Linked DNA regions of Homo sapiens: region 2 is linked to region 1. The links are chromatin contacts, found by Hi-C or POLR2A ChIA-PET in ENCODE. All regions are on one chromosome and are shown on one strand. The core of a region is the stretch at or near the end of the contact, and the rest is flanking DNA. Distances in the headings are between cores, read along the strand shown. Region 1 holds the start of ARF3 (ARF GTPase 3). Region 2 holds the start of CISTR (chondrogenesis-associated transcript).

The links. Hi-C counts contacts between places; a loop is a spot of excess contacts on that map. ChIA-PET counts read pairs that join two places held with the same protein, here RNA polymerase II (POLR2A). Pooled maps may share reads with other maps.
Region 2: a pooled map shows a loop between it and region 1 (4-fold over the local background). The contact joins the promoter of CISTR here to the promoter of ARF3 in region 1. A Hi-C loop is called at or near these places in 1 of 50 pooled maps. POLR2A ChIA-PET finds 5 or more read pairs at or near these places in 2 of 52 experiments (AG04449 and CD8-positive, alpha-beta memory T cell).

What each region holds. Positions count from the first base shown.
Region 1 is chr12:48,954,180-48,959,807 of GRCh38, forward strand. It overlaps ARF3 (ARF GTPase 3), which reads right to left and starts at 3,308. Exons shown (of 5, transcript NM_001659.3): 1 at 3,131-3,308. RefSeq lists enhancers at 1,505-2,500, 2,556-2,635.
Region 2 is chr12:53,747,762-53,753,639 of GRCh38, forward strand. It overlaps CISTR (chondrogenesis-associated transcript), which reads right to left and starts at 4,218. Exons shown (of 3, transcript NR_186108.1): 1 at 4,013-4,218; 2 at 2,556-3,204. The region is part of intron 1 of LOC105378250 (a long non-coding RNA gene); the gene reads left to right. RefSeq lists enhancers at 1-504, 505-1,032, 2,593-3,181 and a silencer at 3,798-4,067.

The sequences.
Region 1 (5,628 bases), core at 2,058-4,557:
AAATTGATGGTTCAGGGCCCCTGCCTTGCTCCAGCTTCACCTCCCACTCAGGCAGCAGGAGCTGTCTCTGCGATGCTGATGCTGAAGCTGAAAAAAGATTTCGCTGCTCATAAGCCTACGACCAGCACAGAAACTCATGGTAACAATCATCCCTCTACACAAGCACCTCAGGCAGCAAGTTGTTCTTCTGTAAACCTCTTTTCCTCTAAGGCAGCCCTGAGTGTTCATATTATTAGGATTATGATAATGGATTATTAATAGCAGCTAACAGTTATTTGGTACTTACTATATGCTTTGTACAATACCAGGTGCTTTACATTTATCTCATTTAATTCTACTGACAACCAAAAAAATAATAATTCTCTTGAAAACCATATGTCATTACCTTCTTTACAGATGAAGAAAATAAAGAGAGAAGACAAGCAATTTTACAAGAAACATGCAACTGGTAATTAGCAGAAGCAGGATTTGAATCTAATTTTGTCTGATTCCAAGATCCACTCTTAATTACTATACCATTCTGCCTCTAAATTTACCTCAACAAAAATGGTGAGGAGAGTTCAGGCATGGTGGTTCATGCCTGTAATCTCAGCACTTTGGGAGGCCAAGGTGGGAGGATATATTGGAGCCAGGAGTTTGAGACCAGCCCTAGCAACACAGTGAGATCTCTACAAAAAGTAAAAAAAAAAATTCGCTGGGCATGGTGGCACACGCATGTGGTCCCAGCTACTTGAGAAGCTGAAGTACAGGATGGCTTGAGGCCAGCTCGAGGCTGCAGTGAGTTATGATCACACCACTGCCCTCCAGCCTGGGTGGATAAAAATAAAGGTATATAGGGAAGCAGATTCTACAATTTCCTTCAGTTACATACTCAACTTTAACCAACCTGGTTTTAAAGAAGTTCCTCCTTCTAACCAATAAATCCCACCCTCTATCCTGAGTCCACTTCCTCTTATTATGACTCTAGTGTAAAAGAGTAGGGTGAACACACACTACAATATGACTCTTTGTGCACTTAGTATTTCACTCACTTCCACTCTTTCCAGTCTGCTCTCCTTTATACTTGCATTCAGTATAATAATAGCAGCTACCATTCACTGGTACCAATTCTGTACCTGACACCACACATATACATATATTGGTCCCTCCTCCAAACTCTCCAGGATCCCAATTCATATATAACACTTTGAAAGACTTAGGTCTGATGGAGAGACCCCTTTGCCCACAATGGGGAAGCAGGAAATCTGGGACTGCAGATAATGACTCTGTGTTCTAGTAATATTTTTCTTTTTGGGTCTTAAGTTTCCATTATCTATGCCTATTCTGTGCCTCTTAGGAAGGCAGAGACACAAAAACTTCTTAATTACAAAGGCTAAGGGTCTTTGTACCCTTGCTAAGCTATTTCCAGGCACTTCTGCTGACAGCCAAGCCATCTCTTGCCCTTTCCTTAAACTACAGTTAGAAAGCTTGTTGAGTTCTATCTATTTACATTCTAAATTCATCATGGGTACCTACTGTTTGCATGGGCATTGTGGAAGAGGAGACGAAATCCAGTTCCTGCAGTCGAAAAGCGTCTAGTCTCTTTGGAAAAGCAAGATAGACAACTATAAAAATTCTAACTATGCAAGGTAATAATTCTATGCTGGGAAACAGGACGCATGTGAATATGTGATACATGGGAGCCTTTCCTGGCTGAATCCAAGGTCAATCATTCATTCGGTGAAAAGCTGAACCTTAATGGATTAGTTTCTTTCTTAGAATGAACTTTTACAGACATGTTTTTCAAACTCAAGTCCAATGGGCTATGATAATCCACTGTCCCATAACACTGTCCCATGTCCCAAGTCACGGCAAGTGGAAACACCTACCCCAACAACAAGCCCAAGACAAAATAGCAGCAAAGACTGTTACTACCTACCTGATTGAGGACAGGGAAGGAGGTATGCAGCGACTAGATTCTGTCCTGTTGCACTGACCCAAGCAATCAGACTCTTGCAGCAGATCTCCTCCCAATAAAACTTTCATGCCATAGACCAGGGGTGACCCAATCCAACAACAGCAGAGACAGGTTTTAGGTTACATTTCTCCCTCACCGGGACGGCCTTACTATTTCTTCTCACTCCTGACCACATACCACAATCCTCCACCTCCACCACCACATTCCTCCTGGCCTGGAAAGATGGAGACCCGCCTTAATGCAATCAAGACGGGAATTCCCCCAAAATAACAGCTACCACTTTGCTAATCAAGTGGCCCGTTTTAACAGGGAACTCCACCTCCCCAACTCCCGCCCCTTCCCTCAAACGATTCGCGTAAGCAATGGCTCCATTTTCTGTTCCGGGAATCCTGGTACTTCCTAAAGAAAGAAAGCGGATTGGAAGACACAAACTGAGGGCCAGTGACAAGATGCTCCCTCCTCCTGTGAGACCGCCCCCGCTCCGCCTGGGGAGGAAGGCCCCACCTCTCTTCTCCCAGGAAGATCAGATCCCCCTCCTCCTTCTCCTGCCTCCTCTCCACCCTCTCCCCACTTGCTGCCCTCTTCCCAACCTGCGGTTCCCTAGACTCGAAAGCGCAACCTCTACCACAATAGCGCCCATGTGGTGCCCCAGCAGCCTGCCCTGTTGGCTAACCCCCAACCCCCCTACGCACCCCTGCCCTATGATGGGGGAGGGGGTGTAACCACAGCAAGGCTTCTCTCCCGTCTCCTATTGCTAAGGTGGGGGAGGGAGAGGGAGTAGAAGAAAGCAGCATTCCCTAGCCCTTTAACAGAAAAGATACAAACAGCCATCACCGCCCCCTCATCACCTCTCCTCGGACGGTTTTCCTCTCCCTCAACAGCACACCTCCTGCAGGCGACAACCTAACTGCAGCCCAGGTCGCCCCCTTGAGCGAGGCGGAGGACAAATCCGTGTGCGCCCCCCACCCCCACCCCAGCTCTGCGTCCTTCAAATGCGGGGGCAGGCGTGAAGCTGGCCCGACGCACCCTCTCTGAGCTCTCGGGTGGGAAGAATCCCACCGCCCCACGCCAAGCAGTGCCGGGCGGGGCCCGGGAGGCGCTCTATCTCCTCAGCCCTCACCCTGACCGAGCCTCTTCTCTACCGGGACCCGCCTTCCCTTCCCAGCCTCTCACCTGTTCCTGCTATCAGCTGCGCCGCTGCGGCCGCCGCCTCTGCCCCGCAGGTTCCGCTCCGCTCCCTCTGGCTCCCCAAGCCGACTTCAGCCCGGCTGCTGCCCTGGCCCACTCCCCGGCTCCCTCCTTCCTTCCCTCCACCTAGCACCGGAAGCCGCGACGGCGACTGGAGCTGTGCGGCGTACCCCCACCCCCAGCCCGGGATACTTCCCACCTCCCCGATCGCGCGATAGCTGCGCGGTAGCTAGCGGCAGTTCTCGCGAGACCCATCACCATGGCAGCGGCTGCAGCACCGGCGGCCGGGCGCTGGAGCTGGAGTCAGGGCGGGGGCAGGTGTGGGGGCTGTGGGCGGCGGAGGCGGGAGCCGTGAATGGGGATGAGACAGTGAGGACTGAGGTGACAATCCCAAGCTCCAGGGTTGTGCCTGGAATTTAAGGACTGAGGCGGCAAGTTGGCTGCGTAGGAGACGGGCTGGGCTGCGGGGCCCAGGGGCTCCTTGGGCAAAGCCAGCATCGGGATATGGGTGAACAGTCGTTGCTGTGGCATGCCTTACCCAGCCAGACTTCATCTTTATTTCTTAATCTGGGCTAGCTGCCATCCCCTGAAAGCCCTCACCGCACCATTGTTGTTGCTCACTATTCCTGAGACTAGATTACTGTGGGGTCTGAATCAAGAGATCCTTTCCCATAAGGAAGAGGAAGGAGAGTGATGAACTTAAGAGGCTAAAGGAAAACAGCTGGACTCTGAGCCAGTTAAGTTGGAACTTGAAAGACGGAGAGTGGAAACCTAATATTCAGAAGTGTGGTTTGAGGAAGTGTGCCTAGATGAGTAGGGATTTTAGTATCCCAAGGAAAGGTGAAGGACTTTGCACCCATATTTCTTGCTTCCTACCCACTCCTACTTCCCTCACACTCCGTTTTGCACCTGGTCTAGACATGCAGAACTGCCTTGAAACAAAAATAGCTGTGATAGAAGGGCACTAGTAATGCTAAGAACAGAAGGTTCCTTTTTTTTTTTTTTTTTTTGAGACAAGAGTCTCACTCTGTCGCCCAGGCTGGAGTGCAATGGCACCATCTTGGCTCACTGCAACCTCTGCCTCCCGGGTTCAAGCGATTCTCCTGCCTCAGCCTCCTGAGTAGCTGGGATTACAGGCGTGAGCCACCGCGCCCGGCCAATAGAAGGTTCTCTAAGTGCCCTCTCTCCTCATTTACAGCAGTATAAGGGAATGAACACATGGCTCTTCCCTAAGGCTTGAGCCCAAATTGTTGCTCTTATGAATTTATTGCCTTGGTTGATTTTGTTTGTTTGTTTCCTTGCTTCCAAGAAGAACTAAGCTGGGGCCAGGCCCTGTGTTCACACTTGTAATCCCAGCACTTTGGCAGGCTGAAGTGGGCAGATCACTTAAGGTCAGGAGTTTGAGACCATCCTGGCCAATATGGTGAAACCCTGTCTCTACCAGAAAATACAAAAATTAGCCGGGCATGGTGGCACATACCTGTAATCCCAGCTACTTGAACTGAGGCCAGAGAATCGCTTGAACCTGGGAGGCGGAAGTTGCAGTGAGCCAAGATCGTACCACTGCACTCCAGCCTGGGCGACAGAGTAAGACTTTGTCTCAAAGAAAAAAAAAAAAAAAGCTGGTAGGTGCCATATATGTCGATCTCCTTGTCCTCATCAATCCCTGGTGTATGCACTTACAGTCCCTTAACCCAGTCTGTTCTCTCTCTTATGTTAACCTGATAACATGACCCTAGAATGTCAAGCTAAGGGGACCTTAATTTAAGATGGTAAGGGATGAGATGGATGACAAGGAACCTGTTTATAACAAGGAATTATATCTGTCCTGGGCACTGCTATTAAGGGCTGCTGCCCTGCTAATCTCTGTGGGTTGTTTTTGTTTTTGTGTGTGTGTTTGTTTGTTTGTTTGTTTGTTTGTTTTTGAGATGGAGTCTCGCTCTGTCACCCAGGCTGGAGTGCAGTGGTGCAATCTCAGCTCACTGCAACCTCCGCCTCCCAGGTTCAAGCGATTCTCCTGCCTCAGCCTCGCGAGTAGCTGGGACTACAGGTGTGTGCCACCATGCCCGGCCAATTTTTTGTTTTTTTAGTAGAGACAGGGTTTCACTGTGTTAGCCAGGATGATCTCAATCTCCTGACCTCGTGATCTGCCTGCCTCAGCCTCCCAAAGTGCTGGGATTACAGGCGTGAGCCACATCTCTGTGTTTTTTTAAGATACGGGGTCTCACTATGTTGCCCAGGCTGGAGTGCAGTGGCTATTCACAGGAGCGATCATAGCACACTTCAGTCTTGAATTCCTGGGTTCAAGTGATCCTCCTGTCTCAGCCTCATGAATAGCTGGGATTATAGACATGTGCCACTGTGCTGGGTAGTTCTGTCGGGTGTGTTTTTGTTGGTGGTTTTGTTTGTTTGTTTCTTGCTTTTTTTTTTTTTTCTGTTTTTGAAACTGGATCTTGGCCGGGAGCGGTGGCTCAAGCCTGTAA
Region 2 (5,878 bases), core at 2,968-5,467, 4.8 Mb after region 1:
AGGGGATAAAAGACGCACTCCACCTATTTCCTGCTCCCCTTCCTGTGTTTTGAGACCTGCCACATCTCCCTGCACTTGTTGCTCCATGTGTGTCTGAGGGGTGCAAGGTGCTGCCGGGCTGGGGATGTGGAGACAACTCTCCCAAGCAGTTTGTGACCTTCCCACACCCCCTTCCAGTAAAGCTCCTCCAGTCGGCTTCCCACCTCTCCTCATTCCTTTTCTCTTAGAATGTACAAGACATGTAGATATCTGGGTGGGAGAGGGGGCCCTTGGGTGCCCTCCCAGAATTTCCAGTGGCTCCCAGTGGAGGAACTGGGTTGGGGGCAGTGGTAAGCCATACTATCCCGAGAGGCCAGGGGAGCAGGCAGGGAGGGGATCTCCATTTGGAGTGTGGAGAATGTTCGATGAGGAGGAGAATGCTGCAGTCAGAGACCGCGCTGCATCCTAATCAGCGCTGCGGAGGCTGCACCGCGGGCCGTCAATCTTCCACACAAAGGGCCGCCCGCCCTCTTCCCTCTCCAAGCCCTCCGCGCCAGCGCCCCCCCAACTCCATCCCCAACACTGCGGGGCAGGAAAAGAGGCAGAGAAGGGGGGAGATGACGGACACACAGACAGGGACAGAAAGACCCAGTAAATTGAAGCCAAGATGGACAGAGTGGGACCCATAAGGCAGAGTGGGTCCCAGCACTCTGGAGATGAAGAGAGACGGACAGAGGGAACAGAGACACTGCCGAGTGGAAAGGGAAAGACAGAGGAGAGACAGACCTAGAGACAGGACAGAGCCAAGACAGAGGAGCATCCAGAGAGCAGACAGAAAGATCGAAGACTCACACAAGGCCAGAGCCACCCAGAAACCAGCCATAGCAGAGCAGTCACGGACACAGAGGCATGAGAAGGTCCCAGGCCCAGGGAGAAACTGAAAGCCATGTACCCCGAGCCAAAGGCACACTGACCCAGGGCCAGGACCAGGGCCAGGGCCAGGGCCGATAATATACCAGAATGTATCAGTAGACTGAGAGAAGCAGAGAAGGGGAGGGAGAAGATGGGTTTCCAAGGAGAAAGGAAATGAGAGTGATGGTGGGGAGGCAGTAAGAAGGGTCAGGTAGAGGTTGCAGGGGGTGAGATGGGGATTCTGGGTTGAGGGCTCTGCTGGCCTTCCAGGGCCTGGGACTCAGGTGGGCGGGGAGGCCTATATGTGTGAGTGTGTATGGGTGTGTGTGTGTTGTGTGTGTGTGTGAGCAGGAACCTGGCAATTCCAAGCTCTTCAAAATGCCAGAGTTGTCTGGTGCTGAACCAGACAGCCACACACCCTCCCTCTGCATGGACAGCTTGGAGCAGTTATGGTGGGGTGTAGGGGAGAGAACAGAAGAAAGATGGAAGTTAGAGAAAGACTGAGAAAGAAAAAGAATGGCAGAGCCCCAGCAGAGATCAAGGGGAGAGAAAATGATATTGAAAAAGGGAGTAGAGAAATTGGCAGAGGACAGTCAGAGAAAGACAGAGGTGGAGAAAGAAATATGATGGAGGCAAGAAGTGTGTGTGTGTGTGTGTATATATATATATAAAAGACAGGGAGCAGAGAGTGCCTCTAACTGCAGGAGGGCGAGAGGGGCACGGAGAGAGAGGGGGCTGTTGAGAGGGAGGCAGACTAAGGGGAAATGGGGAGGGAAGGCAGGCAGGGCACCTATCTACCTGGAGATGCTGGGCTGGAATCAACCCAGCATCATGTTTACCTGATGAAACAACCCTGCAGTGAGTTGGGGAGGCAATCAATGAGTTTTTCTTTCTTTCTTTTTTTTTAGGGTGACCCTGTCATTTTCTTTAAGTACAAAGAACCTATTCCAATGCATGCTATCTCCTTTAACATAGCAGGTTTCAGCAACTGCTGCAGGTGCCTGGGTCATTCCTGGCAATTTCTCTTTGGGGATCACCTTTAGAGCCTGCAGTATAGCTCTGAGCATCTGCACCAGAGGCAAATTTGTATCCTTTAGGGGTAGATCTAATTTTTGAAAACAGCCTAAGTGTTAGCAATCAAGGCTGGAGAGTCAGGTGAGGACCCAGCTGGGGAGCAGTATTTCCAGTTAAAAAGAAGGTGAAAATGGGAAGACATAGAGGAGGGTGTGCCCTCCTCCAAAGTGGCTCTGAAAGGCAATCCTGAAGGGGAACCTTGCAAGATATGACAGAAGGAGATCTTCCAGTGGCTGCTTGAGGGCCAGTTTCATTTTTCTGTCTATTAAAACTGGGCAGTAATGTTCCCAGGAGCATTCACAACCTGGCACTGGAGGGATGAGGCCTGGCATCTGATGATCTTGGGCACAGTGGTGCTGGCCTTGGGGATCTTACAGTCATCCTCCCTGCCAACATTATGTTTATAGGTGCAAAGTTACCCCGTTGACATTCACCACAGCAAAGATCAACAAGTGCAAATGACTAGGGCAAATTCAGAATCCAAGCCAGTTAGTTCATCAGGGAAGGCTGCTAGGAGTGGGGGAGTTAGAGAGGTGTGCAAAGAGAAACCCAACAGGGCATGCAATAGATTAGGAGAAGAGCAGGAGTACCTCTGGCTGATGGTGCTGAGGCAGGTGAGCAAACCACAAATGAGGCTGTGGACAGCTTTGCTAGCCTGGAGCAACGAGCTGGATTCAGGAACCAGCATGAAGGGGAATGGAAGGGGGCAGGTTTTGAAGTCAGGCTGGGTGATCTGAATTTGCTGAGAGAAACTGGGGCCCAATGGGGATGCACTAACGTGTCAGGTAGAGTGTGTGAGTGTGTGTGTGTGTGCACTCACACTTGTCTGGATAGGTGTGTACTTAAGTTTGCATGTTTTTTTCTGTGTGCGTGTGTAGGGGCATATACATCCAGGTGGCTTTGTGCCATGTGGCTTTGTACCCCAGGCTCTTGTCTATCCATCTGTGTGACTGGCATGTGGCTATGCCTGAATGCGTTTGTTCATTTGTGTGTTTCCATGTGGTCATGTGCGAATGGTATCTCAGTTGCTTTTTGTGTATTTTACTTGGCTACGTGTGGCGAAGGGCAGCGTGTGTGTTTTGCGCGCGTGTGTGTGTGCGTGCTCGTGTCTGCAGGAGGAGTGGGGCCGGCAGGGAGCCCTGGCTACCCAAGCATTGCCGTCTGTCTCTCTCCCTCCACTGGCTCCATCTGCCGTCGCTGAGGTCGTGACAAGGAGGCAAACAGCAAAACGGCAAACAGCTACGGCGGGAGAAACAAGAACATTGTAAGCCCCGCGCAGACTGTCCCTGTGGAGGAGAAAGGCACATGAGCAGCCAAAGGGACGGACACTCACACACACACACACGCACACACTCACTCCTGCGCACACAGGCTGCTCCGCGGACACGCTTCACGGAGCAGGTGTGCCCACGCGCAATACCCTCCTGGCCCACAGGCCTCCGCACGCACAGGACACACACACACACTCTCTCCTGGCCTCCCTCCCGCCGCCCCTCCTCTGAGCCCTGCGGCCCGGCCTTCCGCACCTCCCAACGCCTGCAGGGGTTGGGGGCGCTGGGGCTCGGGGCGCTCACTCGGACCTCGGAGCCAATCGCCAGAGATCTAATGGCTCCTTTGGCAGTGGGAAGGGGTGTGCGTGGGTGTCCTCTCCTTCACTCTTTCCCCAGCCCTGTCGCCTCCCACCCCCCTTCCGGCCGCGGCAGTTTCCGAAATCGCCCGGCGGCCGCGAATTCATTAGTGGGGGGCGGATGTAAACGCAGCGCGGTGGAACGTTTTAATTAGGCCTGAACAATAAACAAGCTAAACGAGGCGCGCAGGACTCCCTGGTGGGCCCTCAGCCTCCTCCGCGCGGCGCGGACTCATTACGGCTGCAGCCAATTTCATGCCAGCGCCGAGCACTGGCTGGGCCGGGAGTGGGGTCGGGGGTGCGTGCGGGTGCGATCCGGGCCTGCAGGGTGCGGAGCGGGGGCGTCCCGGGGCGAGGGCAGCGGGCCGGTTCCCGCCCGCCCGGGGCCGCGGCTTCCGCATTTCTGCACCATCCACCTGCCTTTTTCAGTGTCCTTGAGATGACGCTCCCTCCCCACACCAGAGCGGCCGGCTGGAGAGTCTAGCTTGCTTTTTAGGGTCTCTCTCCCGCCTCTTTTCCTCCCCCGCTCCCTCTCTCCTTGCGGCTGACTCCAGCTCCCCCTCGGTGCCCGTAACCCTCCTTTCCTCTTTTTGCCGCAGTCTCCGTCTCTCTTCCACAGGGTCTCTCCCTCCCCCTCTCCCCGTGGTTGTCAGACTTTCTCCTGGACTTTCTCCGCCCCGCACCGCCCGCCCCGGATGCCGAGCGTGGTAGACTCTGCAGCCGGGCTCCTCGCTGCCCGCTGGCGCTGCCTACACCCCCTTGGGCTCCCCTCCAAGGTCCCCTCCGCTCGCCCCTCTCTGCCCGCTGCCGCCGCCGCCGCCGCCTTCCAGGCCTCTCTCCACCCTCTGTCTCTTTCTGCCTGGGTTCTTCCTTTGGGCCGTCTACCCTCGGGTTTCAGGTTGGGCATTGCTCCCGCACCCTACTAATTGGGGCTCTTCTGGACCGATCCAACCAGCGAAGTCGAATTTGGCTCGTGTCCTTCTCTCCCTTTTTTGCGAAGCTGCAGACACTGCTTGCTGGCCCTCCGGCTCTGCCGGGACTTCCCTGGTTCTAGGTGGCGGTGGGTCTGTGGCTAAGTTTGAATCCCAGCCCTGGGCCTCACCATGTGAGTCTTAACCTGGGCTTGCTCAGCTGTAAAATGTAGGAAATAATTTTAGGTGCTTCATGTTGTGGGAATTAGCGCTGTGATAACGAATGTAACATGCTTGGCACATGGGACTTAGTCTATTAGCTCTTCCCTTCTGCCTTTCCTCAATCTGCTCCTCTCCCTAGCCTGGAGCTTTCTTAAAGGGTTTTGAGGAGAGAAAAACCAAGGTCACAGACTTTATAGGCCCCCCAAAATTGAATATCAGAAATTGTAAATGGTTCAACCTAACAAATGCACTAGGCTCTGATTGCAAGAAGTGCTGCTGAGTGTGTACAAGAAGGGAGGACCGGGATTGGACTGAACTGCAGAACAAAGGAAACCATGTGGACTGGCACACTGGACTGAGCAAATTAAAACCTAAGGGACACGTCAACCCGCATTAGTCCTGCCTCAGCAGTATGGCTGCCCTCTTAGGGCTGCAGAGTCATGGGACTGTGTCCTCTTGGGGGCTGCAGTGGATCTAGGAGTCCAGCTCCCCCAAGACTCCTGCACCAAGGCAGGAACCAGACTCCTAGAACCTCATACCATCATACTTCTCTCCCATCTATACATCACACACACACACACACACACACACACACACACACACAGAGAGAGACACACGTGTCCTTTGAGATTTTTAAAGGAAAATTACAAAGTGTGGGCCTGGAATTCTGTCTCTGCTTCAGTTTCTTTCCCTAGTTCCCTCCTGACTCCTAAGAAGCAGAATCAGCGAGTCGCACACCTTCCCCTGTGTGTGCTGCCCATTGTATTGGGCACTGAGGGGAGATCCAGAGGGAGGAGCACAAATCCTGCCCTGCTGGAACTCCTAGGCTCATGGTAAGATGAGGCTGGTCGTCAAGACCAACCAAGAGGCATGGAGCTCTGGGCATGCCCTCAACAAAGGCTTATCAGTTGAGTTGGTCAGGAGCAGCTGGAACAAGTCCTGTGACTCTGGCACTGGGGAGACCAGGAATGACCAAACAAGAAAGGGTGGAGGAAGATCTGAAGGAAGTCTAGGAGGGTTCCTAGAGGATAGGGAGAATGGTATTCATTTAGTTAGCAGGGAGCAGCAAAACTGAAAGAAGAGAACTAGCAAGTTAGAGCTCTCAGTGAAGTGCATTATCTTGGGGTAAGGGATGGCTAATGTGAACCTTGGA